Regions from separate parts of the Homo sapiens genome. Here region 1 is linked to region 2. Evidence: read pairs that join two places in POLR2A ChIA-PET (ENCODE). Cell type or tissue: MCF 10A. All regions are shown on one strand. Links, peaks and the distances in the headings refer to the core of each region. The heading gives the core; the rest is flanking DNA. Region 1 overlaps TMEM255A (transmembrane protein 255A). Region 2 has its middle 5.9 kb from the start of LAMP2.

The links. Peaks named below come from ENCODE experiments on the same cell type or tissue, not always from the same donor. Only the 100,000 strongest peaks of a DNase experiment are listed, where the experiment ranks them.
Region 1: POLR2A ChIA-PET joins it to region 2 with 5 read pairs; 4 of 35 experiments call an interaction of 5 or more read pairs at or near these places.

Annotation. Positions count from the first base shown.
Region 1 is chrX:120,259,214-120,262,132 of GRCh38, forward strand. It overlaps TMEM255A (transmembrane protein 255A), which reads right to left. Exons shown (of 9, transcript NM_001104544.3): 9 at 1-1,815. The coding sequence ends at 1,657. Among named protein-coding and RNA genes, the nearest start is that of ZBTB33, 9.9 kb to the left of the region's middle. In MCF 10A, for the core only: no CTCF peak of the experiment used is centred there; a DNase peak (open chromatin) is centred at 1,358.
Region 2 is chrX:120,473,728-120,476,646 of GRCh38, forward strand. No RefSeq gene overlaps it. Among named protein-coding and RNA genes, the nearest start is that of LAMP2, 5.9 kb to the left of the region's middle. In MCF 10A, for the core only: a CTCF peak has its summit at 1,888; no DNase peak of the experiment used is centred there.

The sequences.
Region 1 (2,919 bases), core at 142-2,641, 210 kb before region 2:
TCTCTTTTTGAAATCCAGTAGAATTTTAATATGCTCAGAACTGTAAAAAATCATAGTAATTTTGTATAACATAAAAGGATTATAGTTTTTCGGATTCAAAATCTGGATAAGAACATTCATGATGCTGAAAGTTAAACTGAATATCTTGCAAACATTTACTGTTAATGAGAGAGTGCACTTCTTGTGCCTTGATTCTTGATGGCTAAGTGTCTACAAGGTAGATGGGAGCACCAGCATTTGCGCTACCTCTAATCCATCAAGTTGGGAGGTAGCAAAATTGGCCGGAAAATTTTCCAGTGTGTGTTCTGTGTTTGGAGAACTGTCTAATTAGGTACCCTCCTGTAGCCCCTGTATTTTTACGTTATAAAGTATAGGATTATCAATCTTCCTTTAAATCAATTCTCAGGTTAACATAAGATCACAATGAAGGTGTTCATTCTGAAGTGAAGGCATGGGTGCAAAAGCTTTAAACTCATCAGGTTGATGGTTTAAAGCTATGTGTAATTAAAAGAACTGTACAAATACCTACCACGGTGTGCCAGATGGATTTTAAATCTGCCGTAACACTTAAATATTTGTCAAGTTGGCTACGTTTGAGGTTTTGCAGACTTGAAGCGGCATTGTAACACTTTCATAATCTTGAATGCTGTCATGACTGGTCTCAACAGACAAAAGGACCGATAAGACCAGTGGCATTAAAATACAGATGACTCTTTTGGGGTGGGGTGCAGGATACGTGCGGATTGCTGGGGTTAAGCACAATATTTGAAGATTAAATAGTCACAAAGATTAGTAACAATTCATATCACGACCCAAGAACCTAATTTATAACATTTTTAAACTCTGAATTACAACCATAAGATTTATATCTCCTGTAGCAAATGTATTTTGTAATAATGCAACATGTAGTAGAACCACTGTCTCCTAAGTGATCTACTTAAAACATCTCACATGTTGCTGTGTATTTCAGTGTTTCCGGAACAATACATCCTGTTCCCCACTACTGAAGATGCAAGAATATTGCACTTTTCCCTTTAGGAGGTACCAATAACAAAAGCTGAGCTGAGTGATCACAACAGCCATTTTTACAATACTCACAGAGAAGGAAGGAGTAAGAGATACGGGCAGTCTTTTTCAACATCCAGACACAAGCAAACAAAATCTTAGCCAGAACTCTCTGTATTGGAACTACTGTGTAGCCCCATCAGCTGGGAAATTGTCCTTAGGGACTGACTTTAGGGGTAGGGAAAGATAGGGCCTATAAACCAGGTGCTTCAACCTAGGTGCTGGGGTGGCAATCTGCCAAGGGCCCGAGGGCAACACTCCTTTACATAAAGTGAAAAAGATGGCAACCACACTTCTGCTGAATACAGAGGTGGAGCATAGGGTAATGCAAGTCCAAACAAGCTTCTTGCTGGGCTGGCTCCCCAGTCTTGCTTAGAGAATGTGAGCTGCCCTTCTGTGCTGCGTTCAGCCTGACCACCCCTGCTCTGCACTAATAATGAATAAGCTTCGTCCCTATCTTTCCCTAGCCTGGCAGGCCATTGTAAAACTTTATGCATAAGAGTCACACTTTAAATTTTGTACCCTACACACTTCCACTGAAGCAGAAATACAAAAGCCACAATAATCTCAATAGCCAGCAGGCATTCCTCTTTAGGGACTGTAAGGTGGTGGCTTTTCAAAAGGTGGATAGTAGGGTGGAGAGTAACGGGGCGGTGCACTTGAGGACCACATGTAGCTGGGTGAGGGAGAGGCAGACTGGGGCTCATCAGAAAGTCCAGAGGGAGGGGAGGATGGAAAGACACCGGAATGCTGTGTGATAAAAAGAAAACGTTAGTTTAGGCAGTGAGTTTGCAATTCCCTGAACAGTCATTACTATTTAAAAATGAATATGGGCCAAAGCTTTTTTTCTATTTGGAAGAACAGAGAGCTCCCAAACCTCACAGAGTTAATGAGCCTGGAACAGGTGGTTCTCTCAGTCACTCAGGCTACAAGCCACCTGCAGAAATAGGGAATCCTCCTCTGCAACCCCTTGCAGCCCACATCCAATCAATTGCCAAATCCTGTTGCTTCTACTTCTGTGTTGTCTCTTGAATCCATCACTACCTTTTTTACATTTATAACTCAAGCCTCCAATACCTCTCCCTTAAGCTATGGCAACAATGTCCCAACTAGTCTTCAAAAGGTAATTTTTGGCTTTGAGAACATTTAATGATATTAAGCCAGTGATCCCTGGGAAAGTCTTTGCTAAAAGAGTATATCACAGAGAGGTAGTACAGTGGTCAGGAGCCCCTCTCATAGACAAGAAACTAAGGTCAGAGAGGTGAAATAGCTTGCTCGGATCTGGAGTCTTCTGACTCCAAGTCCAACATTTTCTACTCCACCTTAACTGCTGCCCCCTCATCCCCAAGTGCAGAGTAGGTTGGAGAGCAAAGAGTAACAAAGGCATGGAGGTGAGAATGAGGAGCAATATGTCAGGTTGCAGAGACACTGAGTATTCAGTTTTACTTTGTGTTGTCTTACTTTGGGAAAGGAATGGAAATGAATTTTTTAAAATATGCAGTGAATTGGCAGGAGTCATTTGCCCCTTTCTCTCCCTGGCCCACGTATATCCTTGACTCTAGTGATTTCCCTGCTGAAGGAGAGGTGGCCTGTTGTGTTTGTTGCTGTATCCTCCAGAGCTCAGAACAGTACTTGCCAAGTAATAGGTGCTCAATAAATCTTGAATGAGTGAATACAACTTCAGGAGCATAGTAGATGAACTTGGCATGCTTTTAAAAAATAAAATCTAGGCCGGGCGCGGTGGCTAACGCCTGTAATCCCAGCACTGTAGGAGGCTGAGGTGGGTGGAGCACCTGAGGTCAGGAGTTTGAGACCAGCCTGGCCAACATGGCGAAACCCCATCTCTACTAAAAA
Region 2 (2,919 bases), core at 240-2,739:
CAGGAGTTCAAGACCAGCCTGGCCAACATGGCGAAACCCCATCTCTAGCAAAAAGTACAAAAATTAGCTGGGTGTGGTGGCACATGCCTTTAAACCCAGCTACTCGGGAGGCTGAGGTTCAAAAATTGCTTGAACCAGGGAGGCGAAGTTTGCAGTGAGCCAAGATCGCGCCACTGCCCTCCAGCCTCGGTGACAAAGTGGGACCCTGTCTCAAAAAATAATAATAATAAATAATAAAAATAAATAAATGAGTGCCCCTGAGGTATTGGTGTCATCTATTTGCCACCAAAAATCTTTACTTTTTAAATTTGCATTATCTTTTTATCTGCCCCATTTTTCCTTTCCCTACTCATCCTTTTTTTAGTTTCTCCTACCCTCCCTCTTTTTCCTTTCTCCTTCTGGCATGTCCCTTTTTTCTGGATAATACCTTTAATATCTACTGTCTGGATGACAGTATGGTCATCGCTCAACCCCACAGCGAGGTCACAGTGGGCTCAAGGGGCTGCCAACTCTTCAGCCAGAGTTCTCTGGATAAATGGAAACATGCCATTTTGAGTTGTTTGTTCTCCTGGCCAGTAGTATTCTCAACCTCCCCTGCCAAAAGATCTGATCCAATCTGCTAAAACAAAATGGTTTATGCATCACAACCACTGGAGGGCTTATTAAAACACAGATTACTAGGCCCCACTGTGAAGTTCAACAGCTCCGGGATAGGACACAAGAATCTGCATTTCTAGCAACTTCCCTAGTGATCTGATGCTGCTGGTCTGGAGACCACATTCTGAGTAATGAGATCTCAAACTCTCAGCAGGGGCTCTCTGTCCTCTGGGGAATGGGGTTAAGAGATGAAGGAGGGCTGGGCATGGTGGCTTATGCCTGTAATCCTAGCACTTTGGGAGGCCAAGGAGGGTGGATCACCTGAGGTCAGGAGTTCAAGACCAGCCTGGCCAACATGGCGAAACCCTGTCTCTACTAAAAAAAAAAAAAAAATACAAAAATTAGCCTGGCGTGGTGGCAGGTGCCTGTAATCCCAGCTACTCAGGAGGCTGAGGCAGGAGAATTGCTTGAACCCGGGAGGCAGAGGTTGCAGTGAGCCGAGATTGTGCCATTGCACTCCAGCCTGGGAGACAGAGCAAGACTGCGTCTCAAAAAAAAAACAAAAACAAAAACAAAAGATGAAGGAGAAGAGATTTTTATTAATTTCTGCAGTAAAGTTGTACAACGAATGGATTTTTTTTGTAATAATGAGTTTTAAATTAATGTAAATTATTAAAAATCAAATCATTTAAAATGTTATGAGCCAGGTGCGGTGGCTTATGCCTGTAATCCCAGCACTTTAGGAGGCTGAGTCCGGCAGATCACCTGAGGTCAGGAGTTTGAGACCAGCCTGACCAACATGGTGCAACCCCGTCTCTACTAATAATACAATAATAATAATAATAATAAATAATAATACAAAAATTAGCCAAGCGTGGTGGCACATGCCTGTCTGTAATCCCAGCTACTTGGGAGGCTGAGGCAGGAGAATCATTGAACCGCCCCGCCTCCCAAAAAAAAGTTATCCAAAAAGCCACCATTTCCCCTCTTTTGGACCCCAGTCCCATTGCCCAAAGTAACAACTGCTATTGGTCTTTTTTTTTTTACACTGCAGAGAAAAATCATATATGTACCAGCATATATATTTACATGCTTTTTTAAAAAAATAGACAAATATGATATTGTTTAGTGACTTACTTTTCTCACTTAGTGGCATATTTTGAAGATTATTCTTACAAATCTGTAGCTTTACCTCATTCTTTTAAAAGCCTGCATAATCTTTGTGTAGCTGTACTATAATTTACAAACATAAAAAATATTCTTAAACACCTTTTCCTCAAATCTCTAGATCTGTCTGCAGCATCACCATGTGGTTAGTATAGGGATTGCATCATAGAACAACACCACTTTATTTTATAGAGAATTTTATTTTATTTTATTTTATTTTATTTTACTTTATTTTTATTTTCTTTTTTTTTTTATTGATCATTCTTGGGTGTTTCTCGCAGAGGGGGATTTGGCAGGGTCACAGGACAATAGTGGAGGGAAGGTCAGCAGATAAACAAGTGAACAAAGGTCTCTGGTTTTCCTAGGCAGAGGACCCTGCAGCCTTCCGCAGTGTTTGGGTCCCTGGGTACTTGAGATAGAGAATTTTAATAAACCATTTAGACTTATGTCACTGTTTTGAAAACTGGAAACGTGCCACAAGATAAGCATTGCTCATCTGGCCAGCAGTTGTGATGCTGAACTAGATTTTTAGAACCCACTCAGCCATCAGATTATTATTTATTATTTATTTTTTATTTTTCGAGATGGAGTTTCACTCTTGTCACCCAGGCTGGAGTGCAGCGACGCGATCTCAGCTCACTGCAACCTCTGCCTCCCAGGTTCAAGCGATTCTTCTGCCTCAGCCTCCCGAGTAGCTGGGATTACAGGCGTGTGCCACCATGCCTGGCTAATTTTTTCTGTATTTTTAGTAGAGACAGGGTTTTGCCATGTTGGCCAGGCTGGTCTTGAACTCCTGACCTCAGGTAATCTGCCTGTCTTGGCCTCCCAAAGTGGTGGGATTACAGGTGTGGACAGCGCCCGGCCAGCCATCAGATTATTATGCGACCTTAGGAAAGTCACTTCATCCCCTTCGTGCATCTGATCTCCCTCTCCACATACAAATTATGACACACATCTCTCCCCCTCCCCCCAATTTGGAGGAAATAGGACATAGCTGACAGCAGGAAGTTGCTTCTTAGAAATTAAAACACTAGTTGGGGCCGGGCGCGGTGGCTCACACCCGTAATCCCAGCACTTTGGGAGGCCGAGGCGGGTATATCACCTGAGGTTAGGAGTTCAAGACCAGTCTGGCCAACATGGTGAAACCCCGTCTCT